2 separate regions of the Homo sapiens genome follow, and region 2 is linked to region 1. The links are chromatin loops, found by intact Hi-C in ENCODE. Cell type or tissue: PC-3. All regions are shown on one strand. Links, peaks and the distances in the headings refer to the core of each region. The heading gives the core; the rest is flanking DNA. Region 1 holds the start of SLITRK5 (SLIT and NTRK like family member 5). Region 2 holds the start of LINC00397 (long intergenic non-protein coding RNA 397).

The links. Peaks named below come from ENCODE experiments on the same cell type or tissue, not always from the same donor. Only the 100,000 strongest peaks of a DNase experiment are listed, where the experiment ranks them.
Region 2: a loop joins it to region 1, with 5 times the contacts of the local background. A loop is called at or near these places in 3 of 110 quality-filtered maps.

What each region holds. Positions count from the first base shown.
Region 1 is chr13:87,664,028-87,674,778 of GRCh38, forward strand. It overlaps SLITRK5 (SLIT and NTRK like family member 5), which reads left to right and starts at 7,344. Exons shown (of 2, transcript NM_001384609.1): 1 at 7,344-8,182. It overlaps LOC124900338 (formin-like protein 5), which reads right to left and starts at 8,340. Exons shown (of 2, transcript XM_047430855.1): 1 at 6,809-8,340. The coding sequence starts at 8,278. The coding sequence ends at 7,754. It overlaps MIR4500HG (MIR4500 host gene), which reads right to left and starts at 6,936. Exons shown (of 6, transcript NR_033829.1): 1 at 6,809-6,936. RefSeq lists enhancers at 7,071-7,572, 9,997-10,751. In PC-3, for the core only: a CTCF peak has its summit at 7,322 (motif pointing left); a DNase peak (open chromatin) is centred at 7,224; H3K4me3 peaks cover 2,319 bases.
Region 2 is chr13:87,804,812-87,815,562 of GRCh38, forward strand. LINC00397 (long intergenic non-protein coding RNA 397) reads right to left here and starts at 5,709. Exons shown (of 4, transcript NR_104059.1): 1 at 5,673-5,709. RefSeq lists an enhancer at 5,254-5,963. In PC-3, for the core only: a CTCF peak has its summit at 5,922 (motif pointing left); no DNase peak of the experiment used is centred there; H3K4me3 peaks cover 1,797 bases; H3K27ac peaks cover 794 bases.

The sequences.
Region 1 (10,751 bases), core at 6,335-8,834:
AGGCCGAGGCAGGTGGATTACAAGGTCAGGAGATCGAGACCATCCTGGCTAACACAGTGAAACCCCATCTCTACTAAAAATAAAATAAAAAAAAATTAGCCAGGCATGGTGGCACGTGCTTGCTGTCTCAGCCATTCAGGAGGCTGAGGCAGGAGAATTGCTCGAACCCGGGAGAAGAACGTTACGTTACAGTGAGCCAAGATCAGGACACTGCACTGCAGCCTGAGCAACAGAGCAAGACTCCATCTCGGAAAAAAAAAAAAAAAAAAGAATTACTTAAAATCTGTAAGTTAAGATTAATAATAATTATTTTTTAAAAAACTCTTTTTGAAAGACAGGATCTCATTCTCTCATTCTCTCTCCCATGCCAGATCATACCTCAGTGCAACCTAAAACTCTTGGACTCAAGGCATCCTCCTACTTCAGCCTCCTGAAAAGCTAAAACTACAGGTGCACACCACCACACTCAACTACTTTTATTTTTATTTTTCTACAGATGGGGTCTTGCTATGTTGCCCAAACTGGTCTTGAACTCCTGGCCTCAAGAAATCCTTCCACCTTGGCCTCCCAAAGTGCTGGGTTTAGAGGAGTGAGCCACCATGCCTGGACCAGATTAATAATTATATTATATTTTCCAAGGAGTTTCCATTTTAATATTTATTATTTGATTAACCAGTGTGATAGTTATATAGTCAATTGAAGACATAGCACATTAACTTTGTCATCTACCCAGAGGAAATGTTTTCATTAATGCAGAGGTGCAAATGATATGAAGCCAGAACCAAGAATGAATTCAACGTCTTCGAGAAACACTTTACTGATGGCGAGATCTGGTGGTTTCCTAATTATTTTGGACTTAAGCCTTTCAGCAATGTGTAATTCCTTTGAAGTTATATTGGTTTTGTCTATGGAAGAAGCATATTGTTGGAAATAAAGGTCACTAATGTAACTAATATTTTAGATAGATTGATGAAAAACAAACTCTAACCTTAAAAAATTATAACTTCTGAATGGGACTTATTATCAAGACATTATGTCTTTGTATCAGATTTATAAATGTCATTTTATTAAAACTGAGGTTTATTGAGCTTTTCATGGAAATTAGGGACCATATTAGCATTCTATAAATTAGTTAATTATAATTTGCTGTTCAAACTCTGCCCACTCCAATTGTACAAAAAGCCACTAAACTTTAAAATCATGTTTTCGTATTAAAATAGATGGAACACAAACATTCAAGTGCAGTTTTTTTAAAGTCTTTTTTTGCACACAAAACTTATCCTAGATAATTCCTGAAGCAAAATACTGATTTAGTATTTTCTTTCCCAGTTCTACTAACATCCCACTGTGTGATCTAGAGAAAAGTACTTTAGAGAGTACTTTGCCATGCATAAAAAGGCACTTATCTTCTAATAAAATTCTATTGATTTAAAATAATCTACCTTTCTTTCTTTATAGAGGTATAATAAGGGTGTAATGAAGAATTTTGAAGTGCTTGTAAAGTTCCTTGAAATCTTTAAAAGAATAGTAGAGGCCTTCAATTGAATGCAATTCGAAAGAATTGAATAGAGACCCTAAACAGAATGCAAATCAGGCCTCTTGCCAAATGTGAATCATAATTGTCCTTATTTATTGAGGGTGTCATAATCACCATCATTACTTATGAGTGCAGCTGTTCATATTGATTGAATTTCCAAGGTATCCCAGAAATTGAACAAGAAACACAGTTTCAATCCTCTGGGAATTTATATTCTAGACCTGCACTGTCCAATGGTAGCCACTAGCCACAGGTGGCTATTTAAATTTAAATCAATCAAATTTAAATAACAAATAAAATTTTAGTTCCTTTGCCATATCATCCACATTTCATTTTTTTAAGCTACCTCCTACAGAAAGGTATCATTCATATTTCAATTTCTCAGTAGCCTTATGTGGCCAATGGCTATCATATTGGATCGCACAGATACAGTTAATTTCCATTATCACAGAAAATTCTATTGAACAGCCTCTTGTAGATGCTTGGTGCACATATGCCACTATAAATATTATTCAAGAATACAATTTATACAATATAATTTTATTGCATAAATTGTAGTTCATTAATTTTGATAGAGACTTTTAATAGAGAAAATAGATAATCTACAAAAAGTCAAACATCTCTGTAAGCATTCTGATATGAATCAACTATTTTCATCTCAAATACAAGAGACAGGATCTAGCACATTTTAGGTGCTAAATAAATATTTGTTCAATTAATAAATTCATAAATGAACAAGTATTTTGTGTATACAAAGAGATTTCTGGAGCTCATTTTTCTTGCTATTGAAAGGATACCATATACAGTTTTCAAAATAAGGAATGATAATATAGTCTGGAAGAAAAAACACATTAAGCAAGAAATAGAGCATTGTGCAGGTCAAGTGCTTGATAATGCAAGGGAATGTTTAGATGAGCAGTCTTCATTGTTAGAAAGAATAAGTAAGATTTTTTCAGATGGAGAAAGGACTTACAGAGAATTCTCTAGAACAGTAGGTAAAAGAAAAATGAAAAGTCTGATAGATAAAAGGGCAGTGGAAACCAAAGCGTTGGGAGTTGGGAAAAAGGCTGATTCATTTTGAGGGGATAAAGAGATTATGAGTATTCTGATGAATGAAGGATTCCAGTTGGCAAAGTTGAATGTAGTATAATCAATTTAGATATTTTTCATTAGCAATGGTTCTTCTGAAATTGTTGTAATTTAACTGTTTTAGGATAATTAATTGTTTTTCTCTGAAAAAAAAAACAACAGAAATAACCCAGAAAACACAGGCATAACATAATGCCTGTTTAGACTTATTTTCTAAAAATGACTAGAGATGTGTGAGAACCAAGGACCAATGGGTCCCAAGAGACAAATCATACACTAATAGAGAGTTACATAGAAAAGCTAATCTGATTACATTGTGAAACTGCTTCATTTCCAGTGGAATGTGTGCATTTCAATGCTAGTATAAGCCAGATGGCAGTAGCCTTTGTTCTAACAGGGTCTGACGATAGTTTGTATATTTAAAATGTCACAACTACACACTCACTTTTCTTCAGTAAACAGTAAAGAACAGCTGCTGACAACTTCAAGTGCAATTACTTATCTTCTCTACAGAGCCATTTTGATCTTCCTCTTCACTCACCAGAGTATCAAATAAAACTGATGTTCCCAGTACACAGCATGGTTCTGAATAGTGTGAAGATAACAAAGCTAGCTTCTATTAATTACCATTCTATTAGCTGATACTGGTAGCTAGAATTGAATGTCATATATGAGTAATGCTGAGAAATTATTGTAACTAATTAATTGACACTCATAGTTAGAAATGTATTCAGTGTCTCCAGTGATAATAATGTGCCATGAAAAATAAAACCATTTGAGAACTATGGGATAGAGATTAATTTAAGGAAATCATCTTGAACTCTTCCTAAGCTCTTAAATCACCCCTCCAAATATTCTTATTTTTCAAGTGCACATTTTTATAAATTTTTATTGGGGATGTGTATGCAAAATTGAACAAACTGTAGTAGAAACTAAAACAGTAAGAAACAAAAATAGTAAAAAAAAAAAAAAAAAAAAGAGCATACGATGAAAAATAAATTCCCATTCTATTTAAGACGCCAGTCTTCTTCCAAAAGGTAACCACTATTATTAGATTTGTGTGTATTAATTTCTTTCCAGAAAAAAAGTCTGCCTCTCACAAATTATAGGTAATGCTATATATACTCCTAATAATGGCAAAACAGTATTCCTATACAAACTGTTGTTTAAAGTAGAAGAGTATTCTAAGGTATAGAAGGATGTGTATGACTTTTCAGTGAGTCAGACATTTAACTTGTTCTTACTCATTTTCAAATGCAAGCATCTGTTACATATCTTCTGACATAGTGTTTTATATATCTTACTTTGGCACACCTGAAGGCTACTTTCTGAAAAAGTAGTGTTCCAAAGATATATTTTTGTAGATATTTCCAATTGGTTATCCAAAAAGGATATTTTCATATGTAATTATATCAAAAAATATCCGAGTGTATGTGCAAGGAACTGCATGAGGCAAGGAAGAAAATTGGCTATTTTTTGTATATTCTTTTGTAATGCCTCTGAGAGTCTATTTCTAAGGCTGTGAATAATTAAGTCTGTAAGTGAATAAATAATTTCAGCAAAATTAGATTTGCTGGCCATTTTTAATTTGATAAATATAACTGCATGATGTTTGTTTTTAATTTTAAATGTATTAGACAAAATGTCAAAGACAAATGCTGTACAGTTATTTAATTTAGCAATTTCATAGAGACACAATCATAAATGGTGACTCATTATTTTCCTCCAGGAGAAACTTTCATTTTCTCCTTTTAGATATGTGATATACATATAACATATATTATATATAATTATATATATGAATGTGATATATATATAATTTCAATTTCAAAAACTTTAAAGACATATGCCCTTTAACTTAGACTTGAAAAATGTGTCATTTATTAAATTGAGTTGAACAGACTTCTTAGCCATTACTATGGAGGAATAGAAACTTAGCATTAGAATTCCATAATCTTAACTCACCAGTTAGGCTAACAACAACAACAACAACAACAAATTGCAAGCTCTACTGGCTTTAGATGTTGATCAATACTTATGAAGTCATGAAATGATTAATAAAGAATTTCCTTGTTTATAATCCTCATTAGGTTGTTTCTTAAAGCACCATAATTCTTGACTAAGCATTTTAAAATTCTAATGATAACACACAGTGATACGCAAATGTGATAAGAATTATCTTAAAAAATGTACTTAATATAAGAATCCCTCCTGTGTTCATAAAGCACTAAAATAATAATTCTAGAAACTAATAAATATAAATTTACAAAAATATATGGTCAATTTTAAGTGGCAAGTATGCTACTTATGTTTTCAATTTAAATTTAAATTTGCAGGTATCAAATTATGGCCATAATTGATAATGACAATTATATTTACAATATAAATGTCAAATATATTTCCCTACATGATATACACTTATGATGATACCCTCTCAATAGATAATTCTAATATGAAAAAAAAATATTTGCAAACATTTGGACAAATGTGACTTTCACATCCAACTCCATCAAATAATGTTTAATATTAATAGACTTAATTCTGGGGAGATATATTTGATCAATCATTTAATTTTACAATGGCCAAATGTATCTATGTAATTAAGTGCATGCATCTGAGTGCTGTCTGAAAGCATGTATACACATATGACCATGTGTTGCTTAGTATAGACTAAAACATAGATACATTTGTTCATGTGGGTAAAAGTTTTGGCTCATATTTGATCACTCTTATGTAATTCACTTATATATTTTCTAAGCAATAGTCAACATTCAATGCAAATAAAGAAACAGATTAATAACTGAGGCTTTTCCTTATATCTATGATGTTTTCCCTCTTGTGTTTTTCTGTTCTGAACTGTTCAAGTCACAGTATTTTCTAAAATTTCATTCTCTTGCAGAGCATCTTATAGAGACACCTAGTGGCAAAAGGTAATGGTGGCTTCCGGGACCATCCTTAATGTTGAGTTAATGGCAGAAAGTTTTCATCATTTACTTATTTGAACCACAAGAGGTAAACTAGATTATTAGCATAAGTGTTTCTAACAAAACTGTAACCTAAACTAATTCCAAACATATTTAATACTTCTTAGTTGAATAATATTTCCTTTAATTAGAACAATAAATATTTAAAATAAAAATAATACAAAACCATGAATTAAACTTTGCTATTGAATGAAATTATAAAGATTTAGAACAGTGATAAAATATAACAGCTTTATTTCAGCTATTTTGAAAAAATCAATAATCGATTAAGACAATTTAGGACCTTTAAGAACTTCTACAAAGTTAATCGATATTGAAAATTATGTTTCTGATAGGACTCAATATTTATATTCCAAAGGCTTCTGGCTGTAATTCCTATATAATTTTAAATTTAAATATTTCATTTCATTTTGAAAATATAAAAGTAATTTTAAACTTAAAATAAATTTTCTGAAATGTTTATATAATGTTAAAAGTTAATGACTGAATAAAAAATACAGAAATAAGCCTTTTGTGGATGACGTGTAAGTTATATTTGTTGATGCAATGTATCTACAGCTAGTGGCTATCATTCCTAGGTCAAATGCTTCTAAATTTAATGAAACGTTCATTACAAGATTTTGTTTTTATTGTCTGAAATTACATATTACTTCTTTCCTTCCTCTCCCTTGAATATAACCCATACTTAAACAAAATTGCTTCCAAATAAAGTTTTTATGGTATAAAGTAAAAATATATATATTCACACAACATACGCAGGGGAAAGTTCAAAAAAGATTGCAGTACCTCAGGAGACTGCAATGTTCATCACCTGAGATATATATACATCTCAGAACATAGACATATTATCAGACTCTATATCAATATTAAACATATGATTAACCAGATTATAACACAGTATTATCCCAAATATTACTAAGAATAAAACAATATCAATAATAATTAAGACGTAATTAATTGCAAAATAAAGTGGGTAAAATATATTTACATGGAGAAACTAACTACATAGTTATCAAAGGAACAGGCACATGTGCACTCAGCCTGCACTGGGTCACTTACTATTATCAACTTTTCTCTTATACCCGGGATGAACGGCAGGTCTAATATTACAAATATTGAAAACATGTCTTATGAAAGTAAAGACCCCTTTTTGGGGATGGAAGTGTCTGGTTTCATGGAAAGACCCAAGAATACTTACTGTAGAGATGACTCTAGTGGAGTTTAGCAGATGACTCTTCAAGAAACTCGCTTTCTATCGATATTGCATTTACTTAGGGGTTTTCCAGCTTTTTAGTACACACCAGATGTATTCACAAACATTCCCTCTGAAAGTCTTTCACATTCCCTTGTGTTGCCTAGACACACCTATAAAACGTAATTCTATTAAAGAGAAAAGAAAAGTAGCGCCCTTGTTTGCAGCTAGGAGGAACCACTCCCTTTTCCAGGATCCTTAACAGTAAGTACACGAGACAGCAGCATTCTGAATGGCAGGAGGAAGGCAGGCGATCAGCACAGGGCTGGAATCATCTGTTCCTGACCACCAGCAAGCCTGGCACTGCCGGGGTTATTTCCACTCCTCCCTTTCCCAATCCGAGAATTGCACAGTCCCACGCTCGAATTACACACATGGTCCAAGACTTCTCTCTCTTCCTACGAATGTGACATCCAAGGGGGCCCCGGTTGCGCCGCCCTAGCCCAGGGACGCCTTCGCCCTCGGCTGCCATCTATCGGCCACCGAGCGCCCGCTTCGCCCCGGGCCCATCATGTCTGCTGCAGCTTGGCTCGCACCAGAGGCGCGACAATAAACAAGTGCACTGGACTGGGCCCTGCACCCGCTCCGGAGCAGCTGTCTCAGAGACCCGGTGTTGCTTACCGCGTTGCCACCTCCTCGGCGCCCGGGAGGAAGACGCAACTTTCTCGGAGTTTTTTTTAGAGCCACCGGGCTGCCAGGACAAGCCACAGGCATAGAACGACGCGGTTGCTGCCCGCCCCCCCCTTCCCCCAGAAACCCCAAAGGATGTCGGTGATAGAGAGTTCCAACTAATGACGATTGTGCGCCGCATCTGGGGAAGGGATACAGAAAAAAACCCTGCAAACACCGTGAGGATGAAACTGCCAAAGGGATGCAAGAGCCTCTCAAATACTAATTAGGGGCCGCGGCGGCGGCGGGCTCGGCGCGGAGACAGCGTCGGCGGGATCCCAGCGCGGTGGTCGCCGCTGCGCTGGGGGGCGGAGGACAGCGCAGGAGCTGCAGCCGCCGCCTTCGCTGGAGCAGCCGAGGGGCCGGTGCCACCTTTGCTCGCCCCCTCACTACCATGTACAGTGTGCGCTGCAAGAAGAAGGCGGGAGATGCATGCACACCCCCGCGACCCGCTCCCTCTGGCTCGTCCCCCGGCGTGCGCCACTGACCAGGGGGGAATGTGGTGAAGACGGCGAGGAGGAGAGCCGAGGGGGGAGGGGAGGGCCGGCCGGCGCGAACCCAGGCCGGAGGGTGCGAGGAGCCAGAGGAGGCTGGAGGGGGCGGCGGCCACAGCTGGGTCGGAGAAAGTTGCCCCCTATGCAGATGGCAACTGTGAGTACCCCTGTGGGGGGGAGGGTGCAGCGAAGGCTGCCAGGGACCCCGCGATCGCGCCTTAACACGTATTGGAGCGAGTGTGCGAGTGATCATGAGTGTGAGCGGGTGCGAGCGCTCGGCGGGGCTGACCGTCACGTTGGCGGGGCCGGCGGGGCCAGGCAGTCTTCTCCGCGTCCCCCTCCTCCCGCTCCGTGCCTCCCCTCCCAGCAGCTCCCCCTCCCCGCCCCGCCCGGCTCCGGCTCCCGGCCCCTACCGCGAGGCGCCTCTCCAGCCGGACCTCCGCCGCCCCCTCCCGCCGCCTCCCTATCCCGCCGCTGCAGAACGCCCCCCGCTCTCCACCCCCCAACCCTGCTGCCCGCTCCGACTACCGCGGAGAGCACCGGGGAGAGCCTTTTGGGGAGCCCCGGAACCCGCGGTCGCCACCGCGGCGGCGGCCCCAGGCTGGAGGCGTCCGGGCGCCTCTTTCCTCCAGCCTCTGGGACTGCGCTGCTCGCAGTCTCCTCGCCCTGCCTGGGCTTGAGAAACCTAGTGCATACCCCAAAGAGGGTTTTTGTGTATGTGTGTGTTTTTAAAGGGTGGCTATGATGACTGGGCCTTGGAGATGTGAGACTGGGTAAGTCTATCGTTTACTTTGCAAAAGAGGTGTGTGTGTGTGTGTGTGTGTGTGTGTGTGTGTGTGTGTGTGTGTGTGTGTGTCTATGTGGCGGGGTGGTTTTCCTTCCCTCTCCTCCCTCCCCTTCTTCCTCCGTTTTCCCTTCCTTCTCTTTGGGGCGGGGTGGGGGAGGGGGAGCCTCGCGTCCTGGAACTCCGGGTGCTTCTGCCTGGGCTGCTGCTTGAGCAGCTGTGCCCGGAGCCTCCGGTGCGGCCTGGGTGCTGGGCTCCAGTCCGAGAGGCTCCATGCTGCTTACTGCAGGGACGTACAGGGCGGTGATCCAGTATCTAAATTCTTTGGGAGAAAATGAATAGTTCCCCCGCCCCCGCCCTCCAGGAAAAAAAAAAATCTGAGAATCTGAGAATGTTCAGCGCACCCGCGAATTTGCATCGGAGGTGCGTTTCCCCGTCAGAATGTCAGCCTCCCCAGGCTCATTCAACTTTATTTTCTCAAATTTTTGGTCTCCTTTGCTAGCAAGGAGGAGGGGGAAGGGAGTGGGTTGAGAGGAAGCTCTTCGACCCTTGCTAACTAGAACTGAATTAAAGTTGTAAACGCTGGAGTTTAATACTGGCTGGACTGAATTTGCAATGGGCTTTCAGATGGGGTGGGAGGTGAATGGGGGCGGGGAAGCACAGGGAGGGAGGGGGAGGGGACCCAACCTCGCTGAATGGATGTGCGGATTTGATCCAGCGGAGAACTGAAATTTCAAGGTAAACGTTTTGCTTTCACTGGGGTGGGGATGTTTTTGCCGCTTTTAAGCCGGGAGACGTTTACCGTTGCGTTGGGAGGTCGGGGATACTTGCGAGGTTTATGCACTGTGGTTCCAATTCATCTCGACACGTCTGGGTGGCCACACGTGAATGATTCGCAGGCACACTGATACATGTGCGTTTGAATGCAGGGGCGTTTAATAACGCGGGCTGGAGTCGACTTGGGGATCAGGAGCAAGGTCTCCAGGCTTGAACCCGCTGTCTCGGAAACATCTTGGCTTTAGTTTGGAGTTGCAATTCGATATTAGACTTCGGTAGTGAGGCAAAGGCAAGGTTGACCAGAGAAAAGGCATAGGTTCCTAGAGTCCAGCATTTCTATCAAATGTCCTCCACCCCATTAACCAACGCAGCATGCGCGCGCGCGCACACACAAACACACACACACACACACACACACACACACACACGCTCATTCCATTTATGTCCTTCCTTTAAGAGTGCTGCTGTTGATCAGAAGTAGGAAGTGGAAGGAAGCCTTCAAGGGGACAAAAAGAGAGCAAGAAAAAAAAGGGGGAGGGGGTCATATTGATTCCTGTGGGAGATGAAATTCGGATATTAAACAACTGACCTAAGTCGCTTACAGTTCTTCCTCCCACCTTTCTATTTTGCCTCTTAATCAGCCCAGGCGTCCTTTCCCTGAGATTAAAAAAAAGAGAGAGGGGAGCGTTAACAATTAAATGTAATAAGCAACTCCAAAGATGGGGATGCTGTCGAGGTGGTAGTTCCGTGCAAACCTTGCTATTACCGTTGCAAATAGACGCGGAGCCCAAGGTAAGGGAGGCTTTCGTGCTGATCCTTGGTGTACTGATTCCCGGTAAGCGGTAGGAACGTCCTTTTTAAACTCTAGGCATCGGGAGGTATTCGGAGATTGCGGATACCTTCGCTGAGTTCTTTGTAATCCATCGTGCAGAACTATTTCAGTGGCTTAAAGATGCGGTTTGGTAGCGTCGCTGACATGATCAATGAGAAGTGGTCGCAGGGCGCTCTCCGGGAAGCGCTGCTAAGTGGTACCGTGCATGCAATTAGGACGCTGATGTGCTTTAATAGCGTGGTAGTGAAGTCCACCATCAAAGCAAATGCGCTCTCCTTTTTTCTCCTTACTCAAAGCTCCGGGAGACAATTGGTGATTTAAGAGCTTCTTGGG
Region 2 (10,751 bases), core at 4,964-7,463, 140 kb after region 1:
TTTACATCTGCTATAATTTCTGTTCTTTTTTCTTGCATCTATTTTTCTACATTTGTTTTGATCTTTACTAAATATTATGCCTTCAGCTTATGCATTTTATTACCATTTGTTTTCAGCAAGATTTACTAATTACACAGCTTGGTTTTATCATAGTTATAGATTGTTTTTTATATTTTAAAAATACACTATTATTTACATCTTAAATTTAAAAACAGAAATTAAGAAGTATTGCTGATGCCCTCTAAATTTAGCTAAGGTTATCACTCTGACTTCTCTCTGTAGGTGATCATACTTTTCAAATAAAAATAGTGACTTTAAATTGATATTTTTAGATACTTATTTAATAGTTCTTTAACTTTCATCTAAAAAGAATCTTTTCAATTTTTATGTATATTTCTTAACGTAATTCTTTTGTTTTATTAAGTCTATATGCTAAAAATTTTCTATTTCTTATTTTTATTTTATTTTTCGTGAATTTTCAAGGCCACACTGAATACTACATCAAACAGATATATATGAAATGTTTAAAAAGTTTAAGTAAGTTGTGCTCGCTTTGGCAGCACATATACTAAAAAGTTTATATAAGTTGTACAATTTCTGCCACTTCTTTGAGAATTTTTAATTTTTAATACATAAGAAAGTTACCTTTCACTGAATATGAAAATGTCGCACCATATTGTTATTCAACTCTATAGAAATATGATTTAATATGTAAATTCAAGTTGAATGTATTCTTTTCTGTAAAATTTTGTTTTATTCTATATTTATGGGGTTATGTATTTCTTTAATTTTGCAGGTGCAAATATTTACTATGTTAAGTCTAGTTTCTTTCCTCAGAAATCATTCTTTCTAGATTTCCGATAATTTAATTTTCAATTTTTCTTTCACTTCCTTTTAAAAAACATGGATTATTTCTAGGTGGAAAATTCATTTTCTCCGGCACATACCCAATACATGGTTCTTACAGTTGTAAATTGTATTTTTCACATTTGCATTCTAAGGAAGTTGATCCTTCCTTAGAAGGCTGTGTTTTATAAGAGTTACAGATTCTTTTGATGGTGAACACAACACAATGACACTTAGATAGATGAAAGGCAATTTTTCTTTGTTATTTTTGCCTCCAAATGAGAAAAGGCTGCCAGGCAGGGTCACACAGGGAGTTATACCAGAGACAGGGTAATAGCAAGCTGGAATCCTCAGGAGCAGCCTGTATATGGCAAGTGAAATAAGGTTAGCTACGTTTCGATGGATCCCTTTGTATGTTTCATTTGAAAAACTGTCCAGGTTCTGGGACATAGAGCCTGTCCCTATTCTGTGGTACTTGGAAAATCAGAAAATAAGTAGAATTGTTGATGTCTTCTTAATTTAAATAAAGTTATCACACTTTAACTTCCCTCTATTGGGGATCATACTCTAAAAATAAAACTAGTGACTTCAGATTGATGCTATTGGATAACAGTAGGGCTGTGAGGGTGGGTGCATAGTGGCGGGTATATGAGAGCCCAGTAAGGGAAGTGATTGGAGTGTGAATTTAATTAGCTGTGCAAGAAGGGGAGCTGATTAACCTCTAACCAATAATATTACAGTATTACTAGGTAATAGAACAAAACTTAAATTATGTTCTCTTCTGTTTTTAATGTGGATATAAAACTTACCAAAAATTTGGAATCTTACTAATCTCTTTTTCTATCTTTTTACACAGCTTCTGTCAGGACCTGGGGCATGTATTTGTCTATTAATTTCTCTACCAAATTTAGCTGTATTTAGGGGTAGAAAACAAAGAAAATTTTAATCACAATACTATGAGTGAGGACATGCAAAACTAGTAACATTTGAGGATGAGTTCGCCAGATAAAACCTCTAGTTAGTGAATATGGGAATTATAATCATCCAACATTGTTATTGATTACATTTTCTTTTTAGGGAATTTTGTGACTGAGAATCTCTTGTCTGAAATTAAGTTTTCATGTTATAAGTATCGTTATCTATATGTACTATTTTCTGTATCCTCCCTGTCACAGATCACTACTGAACATGGTATAATCAATACTCGAAATAATGAAATGTTATAAGTAAAAAAGCTCATAGAATTACATAAATTACACATTTTAATGCTTTCAAAGCCAATTCAGAGTACAATAATGCGTTGGTCTAATCAGAGCATTTATGTGAACAAAATTTACTCTTTTATTGCATGTATAGTCATGATTCAAATCACCTTCTACATATGAGCATATATTTGAGAAAATATTTTATAACTATCATAAAAATGTTAGACATTATTATTTTGGTTATTTTATCTGGCATCTAGACGTGAATTAGATTTAGTATGATTTGTACTTAGGAAATAACTTTATTATTATTTATATCAAAGGATCACAAAGAAATACACACACATATATATATATATATATATATATATACACTTTAATCCTTCGATTGTCGTACAGAGTTCTACCGATTTTCACAAAAAACTAATCAGATGACTTAGGGATACTCCAGATTCCACTACTTAACTAGTTCATTCAGTGTATCGTTTATTCTCTGAGCTTTGCTCTGCTCCTCAGAGACTTGTATAATTTCAAAATTAATTAAAAACTTATAATCACATAAACCATCTTCTTCTAAAAATCATCTTAATTTTTAAAATGAAGTAACCATGACATAGAAGGCTAAATTGGACTAAACAAAATGTGGCAGTATTCATAGTTATAGCATTTGAATAACCCCAGTCCTCTGATCTAGGCATGATGAACTGTATAATATGCTCTGTTTTATAGTTGCACTGAGGTAGAATATAAAAAAGTTCGGAAGCCATAACATGCTGAATCATTTGAAGGTTTATTTATTTAATACTAGTGATAATTAGGTATTTCAAAAAAGATTTTTTCCTCATGATATCATTTCTTTGTAGTTATAGTTATTCTGATCAATCTTAGTTAAATGAATTCTTGAAGAATATTTTAACATTAACAAAATGCGACCACGATAAATTTTACATCACCAAATAAAGAGCAAATCCTACAAGACAAAAACAATGTCAGAGCTGTCCTGTTATCATGAATACCCTTCAATTAATGCGTTTATAGCCATGCATGCTCATAGATAACAGTCCTAAAAACCCACCTACAACTTCCAAGGAAACACTCCTATAGCCACTCACATACACAAATGGAGAGTGAAAAAATACTCTAAAGCTCCAAGTATAATGGGAAACACTGAATATATTTTAAAATCTCACAGACATACTTAGAATTGAATAAGAGTAAATAGATTGTAAATTACTAATGGATAGGGTTGATTTCGAAGATGATCCTTCAGATTTTCAATGTATATTTAAAACTTTTATGGAAAGCTACAGGCTGAATATTCAGCTATAAATATCCTTCTGACTTGTGTAAGGTGGCAACTGCTGATCCATTTTTTTTTAATTGTCTTTTAACAAGCAAACCTCTTTTCTGTTGAAAAAGCATTTTCTTCTAGCATGTATTCTATATGCTTTGTTTCCTCCTTTATGCATTTCTCAACAAGAGTGACCCAGATGTGAAAGTTGTAGCATCATTTATATACCTCAGCATAAATTAACAGTCAAATTGGTATATAATTTTTATTTATTATTTCTCTTTTTCAATATATTTTGTGAAAATCTCTTACTGAATAGATTAACAATTCAGCTTTATAATCTCCTAGCGCTAATCAGAAATCATATTTATGTGTGTGTGTGTGTGTGACTTATCGATGTGTTGAAAATACATGTTGTTTTCCAAAATTTTAAATTGTTTAAACCATTTCCTAGGCATAGCAAACTAAAAAAGTAAAAATTTCTGGTAGGTTTTACAGTTTAAGACCCACACAGAAACAAAAAGGCTTTAACAGTCTTACAGGAGGTTTGAAAAAATACTTTCAATCAAAACTCTAATTCTGCTGCTCACTACTTACCACAATAACATATGTTCAATGACTAATTCTGAATGCAACTTACGTTTTCTGAATCCTACCAGGGTCCTTTGTGTTTAGAATCACTAGATAATTCAAAAGTGAAAAAGTTTATTCATCCCGCAGCTACTTATACATATTTGAAAAAAAAAAGCAAGAGAGAAGTTCAAAGTATAGAATTTGTAATTTATGGTAAATAGATTTTTGGCCTCAATTATTTTTATTCCTTTGTTTACTCCTTCCATCAATCCATCACAGATCCTTGCCCAATTGATAGAAAATGTTGTTTTCATGGTTTTTATTTGCCAAGGAAAGAGTAATATTTCACAAATACTTTTCTGTTTAAGAAAATAGATCTTGTCATTCATTTCCTGGATACTTATTACCTATGTACTATGTGCCAGACACTGTCCTGGAGCTAGAGTATGTTAAAATATCAACCACAAAAAAGACGCATGATCTTTGTTCTCCTCAAATTCACCATGTAGTAGATGAGACAAACATTAAGACTTACAAAAATGCATGTAATATTATAACTAAGAAAAAGCTTTGAAGAAGAAGTGAATATTCTTATGATGGCATAAAGGTATTTGAACAAATCAAGGAGGCAAGAGAAAAGATTTAGGAGACGACTAAACTCACTTCTGAATACAAAGGAGGAGTTAACTAAAGAAAAAAGTTGTGATTAACTTGAGTGGGAAGATGGGAGATAGCCTACGCATTAGTATCCTCTATTCTCCAATCATGAGATTCCTATTTATGTACGTCTAATCAATACGCGAGAGAACTTTTTCCATCAACTTTGTTGAAGGTATTCTCTGACACTTCAAGCAAAATATAAAAAAGAGAGTTCAGATGCTTCTTAGATATTGACATGCATAAATGTTAGTACTGATATTTGTGGCTTTCATTTCCAATGTGGCATTTCTAACAAATAATTGGCATAAATCTGTAAATTTTATTTCATTGTTTTCTTGGTGGTCTCTAAACTGAAAACAAAAGGTAAAATTTAGAAAATTCTATTAGCTATATTTAATTAAATATAATATGCTTAATTAAAATAGATGACTATATACCTGTGAATGGCTTTTTTCTCTGACGGTTAATGGTTTTCTTATTCACAGGCTTCATTGTCAGGATAAAAAAAGTAACAATACATATAAAGTATATCTAGACCAGGATCGATAAAAAATAATTCCTGATTTATCCCAACATCTTCTTGCCAACATATAATGCATATTCTCCTTATATACTAAAAATGCACTTGATACATGAAAAAAAATTTAGTACTGAGTTCCTTAGACATACATTTTCCAATTCATAATTGAAAATGTATATTGGTTAGTAGAGCAAATAATTTGAACTTTCAGAGCCTCTATGCCTTCACCTAAGGAATAGTTATAATAATAGTTAATAAAACTTATCCAATAATTAAATTAGGTAATTTATTTTAAAATCCTATAGCATATTTGCTTACAGAAATATGCACTCATTGTTTGTAGCCTATATTTGTAACTTAATATATAAATAACATAATTTATCATTGTTATTATAACTGATTAAGAATTGTTCATTACTTATTTTATAATTAAAGTCTGGGGGTTTTGACGGCCGGTTAGGGCAGTTTAAAACTCCCTGAAGGGAAACAGAGTCTCTTACTCACAGGAAAGAGAGAGAGGTGGCAGAGTTTCAGAAGAGAGGAAGACCAGACAGTTTCGCAATTCATACACACTCACCTTCCAGGATCCCGGTCGATGTCTCCAGTTGAAAAGGCAAAGGCTCCCTCCTCCCCCTCGCGGGGCTCGCGATGGGGGCATAGCGGGCTTCTTCAGTGCCCCGCTGCTCAGACCTCCAGGGGAGCATACAGACGGGCAGGCTGTGGGACTCCTACCCCAGGGCAGGGTCTAGGGGTGAATGTTTACAGCTCCTGAAGCCCCAGTGGGCATGTTACAGGATACTCTCTTAGTCTGCCATCTATAGGCGGCTCGTGTTAACCAGCTCAATTAGGCCCTCTACGTTGTGGCAAGAACAGAGGGCTTTCTGTATCTGGGTTCTTGCCTTGTTGTACCTGAAGAATCGGATCACCCATAGGCTTGGAGAATGAGTGCAAAGTTTTATTGAGTGGAAGTAGCTCTCCGCCCATGGGGCAGCCAGAAGGGAGATGGTTTTCCCCTGGAGTTGGGGTGCTCGGCAGCCCCGGCTCTCCCCTGACTGCCCAGGCCAACCTCCGCCTCCTCCCGCTGGTCCACGGCCTACTGGCTTCCGGGTGCCTGTCAGCGTGTCCTTCTGCTGGGGTGCTCCTATGGATGACCAGCGCTTGTGTCTTCTTCCCCTGATGTGTTGTTCATTAGGACGTCCAGCCACTTGTGTATCTGCCTGCAAGGGTCTTGGGTTTTTATAGGCCCAGAATGGGGGCATGGAGAGCCAGGGTGGTCTTGGAAAATGCGAAGTTTGGGCGGGAAAGCAGGTGTGCCTGTCCTGACCTAGGTTCCTGACCGTTGGAGCCCTAGCCAGAGACCACGCCCTCCTCTCCCCAGCACTTCCCTTTCCCTTTTCTGTATCATTTAAAGGGACCACGCTCTTCCCTTCCCAGCACTCCCTTATGAATTTTATAATTAAAATAAAGTCCACCATAACTCTTCAGGATGAAGCGTTAGAAAAATTCTTATTAATGTAAGAAACATTACCAGTATTACAACTGTCATTACTTCAGTCTAATATTAATTTAGATTATTCAAGATAATGGAATTAGACAAGCTAAGTAAATTAGTGGTGAAAATATGAAATCATTGAATGCAAATTAACGCTTTTTTGGGTAGATAAGATAATTTTGTATAAGGATACAATATAGCTGATTTCTAAACTTAACCAGCACAATATTGCATTAGACTTAGGTTTAGCCAGAGTTTTCTATACATTTGACTATAATTGGGAATTTTAAGCCACTGTGCAGTTCTTCCTGATTATGTACTCATTACTTCATATCAGCAGTTTGGAATTGGTCATGGTGGGAGTATTTACATCACAGAAATTTTAAAATGTCACAAATCAAAGTCTACCTCCCACTCCCAACCCCAGAAAGCTGGCTGTCAAACTTTGCTAGCACCCCTCTGCATCAGACTTATGTTTAGCCAAGCATAGTGTTCTATATATCTTACTGTTATAATTTGTTTATGGATGAGATGTGAACTGAGAGCCTAAGATGAACATATCAGAGAACTTCTTGCAATATTTCTTTATATTTTAGATTTTTGCCAAGGTTTTGGGGACATGTGGTCTCTTTTTGATTGAGTTTCAAAAGCAGGAACTTTGGAATCCTTGGCTTCTGGCCACTCATATAACTATGTCATAGAGAGGTCCTTGCCGAGAGATGGAAAATAGAGTCCTGGTAATACTAATTGTCTCCCTAGATAGAGTTGTACCAGAAGTCAAACTAAACTCAGATTTGCACATACATAAGCTAATTGTTTGTTTGTTTGTTTGTTTTTCTTTTTCTTTGATTCTGTATGGGTAATCAGCATTGAATTTCTGGAACTTCAGAAAATAAATTTTTCCTGAATATCACATATGTATTAGTAACAAACTCTAAAATATTATTGCTCCAAGTCTTTAGAAATAGATAATGATGTAGATCTTTTCCTGATACATTTTAAGATGAAAAATGAAGACTGTTTTCACCTTTGCTTTATGGTGTGGAGATAAAAATAAGGAAATTCTTATTTATTTTATTTTTGGAAGAAAGATGGAGTATGGGATACCTCTGAGCTCAAAGGTTTACTATACATATCTGGAAATCTCCTAGATTTTTTCCATTCCTCCTATTGTCTTTCCAAAGCCCAAACTTTTTTAGGAACTTAAAGTAGGTTATTTGAGGAGAAAAGTTGCTTTAAATTATTCCCTGTTGATCTCAGATGCTTAACACAGATTCTTACTTTCTCCCAAGGAGTAGCTAATACCCTGGTATTAGGCAGGCTCTTTACACAGTAACATCATGATCGTTTTTAGCAAAAGGAAATGGTCTGTGATTATTGAGCTATTATTTCCCATGAGTCCTCAAAAAGATGGACCAGGGAAAGCAAATCAGTAGTTTTGTCAGTTTCTTATTATTAGTATGATCATGTGATGTGTTGGAATGTACAGATTGTCTATGGGGAGAAGAGTGTCATTTCTCTTTGGAAAAATAACCTGCCTAACTTATCTTTATAGAACCTCAGGAAGTCTTCATTAACTTACAATTTTTAATCATTAATACAGGCTTAGATAAGTAGGTTGTATCAGCAAATAGGATTTCAACTTACCTAAGACCATAGTCACAAGATTCATGATTTTTGTTTGTGGGAAGAAGTCTTAAATATCTTTGAGAAAATTAAAGTAATAATGAGATATTTTGGAGGGTCATCTTAAAATTTTAGAAGAATATGGTAATAGTAATTTGTTCGGATTTCTGGTCTGTGATGTAAGAAGCTTGCAAATTGTCACTCTATCTCAAGTAAAAAGCTGAGGAAACTGAAAAATCAACTCTTCTTATTTTCAAAAGACAAGGGACACAAGTGGTTTGGAGGCAAACCACTGCCGCCCCCCCCAAATTGGAGAGACTGACAGATAAATACGGAGAAATAAAATTTACCTGAGCAGACACCCACCAGCTGAAACCTCTGTGGAAACCAGTGCAAGAGTAGAGAAACCTGAACTATAATTGATGAATTGCTAGAGGTCCAGTAAGAACAAGTTTGAAAGCTAAAAATTCCATAGTAAAACAGTCATGGGGGTTGAGTTCACATACTCATAAATTTTACCTCCAAGAATTCTACCAGGTCCTCATAGTAAATATTCAAAAAAAATCACCTAATGCTTCCCATCAGGAAGAGGGAAAAATGAACCATTTTGAAATACTCCAGAGCATTCTGTTTTCTGTTAATAAAGCCTGCACAAGGAGGAACTATTTAACAAGAGCTTAACCTGCTGGAGTTTTCTCAGAGCCTAACTTACCTAGAGAAATGGGGAGACCCAACTTCATCAAGCTCTAGTCTTCCATGTGGAGGAAGGGAAAGCCCACCTTCAACCCAATTGAACTCTCCTGTTCCAAGAAGGGAATAATAGGGGACCAAAGAAGCACATGTGAATTTCACGGTTGAGAGGCACAGGCTCACTGTAAAACTGAGACCTAATCAAAGACTATAGAACCCATTCCTTCCACCTACACCTTACCACCACATTACTAAAGACCTACTAATAAACTTATTTTTACCCAGTACATCATTTCTGGCCATCAGGGAAAAAAATTACAAGGCATACTAAAAGACAAAAAAATACAGTTCGAAGAGATAGACCAAGCATCAGAACCAGACTCATATATGGCCGAGATGTTGGAATTATCAGACTGGCAATGTAAAATAGTTATGATTAATATGCTGAGGTTATTGTTATGGTTTCTTTCTAATTTGATCTTAAAGTCTCACTCTTGAAAGTGTTCATAAGGCAAAATATTCACTTTCCAGAGGAAAGTAAGGTTTGGATGTGTTGGTGAGGTGAGACACAATGAGGAAGTGAAACAGAAATGCTTACAACAGAAAAAAAAAAAAAAAAAAAAAAAAATATATATATATATATATATAACTTACAGATTCCTGAGAGGTTAGAAGTGCCATCCAAAGGGCAAAGGAATCCTGGAGGCGACAAGGAGTTCAACCAGCAGGTGGGAAGTGAGAAAGAAATAGAACCTGTGAGTCTATGCCTTTATTTATAGGCATGTGGGTTTACGGACATCCCTCAGGCTTTGCCATGGGATTTGTAGATTGCTTAGTTTAAATAAACACATGTCAAGGAACGGGCTTATTTACAAGACTCTGGTGTTAACCATTATGTTTGATTATGGTCAGCAGCTTTGAAGTGTGTTGAGTTTTGGATCTGTTAGATAAGAAACAAGTGGACTATATTATCTACAACCACTAAGTGATGGGAAGTTTTGACTAATCCAAAGGTGACAAACTATCACTGAGTTTCAGAAAAATTAATGTCAGGCTTAAAAATGGGTGCTGAGGCAGCAAATATATCACACAAATTTATAAGAAAAGAGCTCTAGTGGATAAAGTAGACAGCTTGCAGAAACAGGAAAAAAAGTAAAGAGATGAACATTATAATAAAGAACAACAACAAAAAGGCTGGTGATCAAAAATGTTATAACAGAAATAGAGATGCCTTTGACAGGCTTGTAAGTAGATGGCACATGGACGAGGAATCTCTGAGCTTGAGGATACCTCAGTAGAAACATCCAAAAGTTTGAAAGTGAACAGGAAAAAAATGCAAGAAACATACAACAGAATAAAACAGACTACAATATCTAAGAACTGTGGGATAACCACATAAGGTATAACCTAACTCTAAAGGAAATAGCAGAAGAAGAAGAAAGTAAGTAATTAACAGAAGAAATACTTGAAACAATAATGACTGAGAATTTTTCCAAATTAATGTCAAATGCAAAACCACAGACCCAGGAAGCTCAGAGAACACAAAACAGGATAAATGTCAATAAAAACACACCTACACATATCATTTTCAAAAAAAAAAAAAAAGATTTAAAAAAAAAATTCTGAAAAAAGCCAGAGGAAAGAAACACCTTCCCTAAAGAGGAGCAAAAATAAGAATTCTATTCAACTTCTCTGAAAAACTTTGCATTAAGAAAAGAGTGGAAAGATATATTTAAGATATCAAGGGAAAAACCTCACCAACCTAGAATTCAACCCTGCAAAGTTATCCTTGCAAAGAGAAGGAAAAATAAAGATTTTCTCAGACAAACAAATATTGAGAAAATGCAT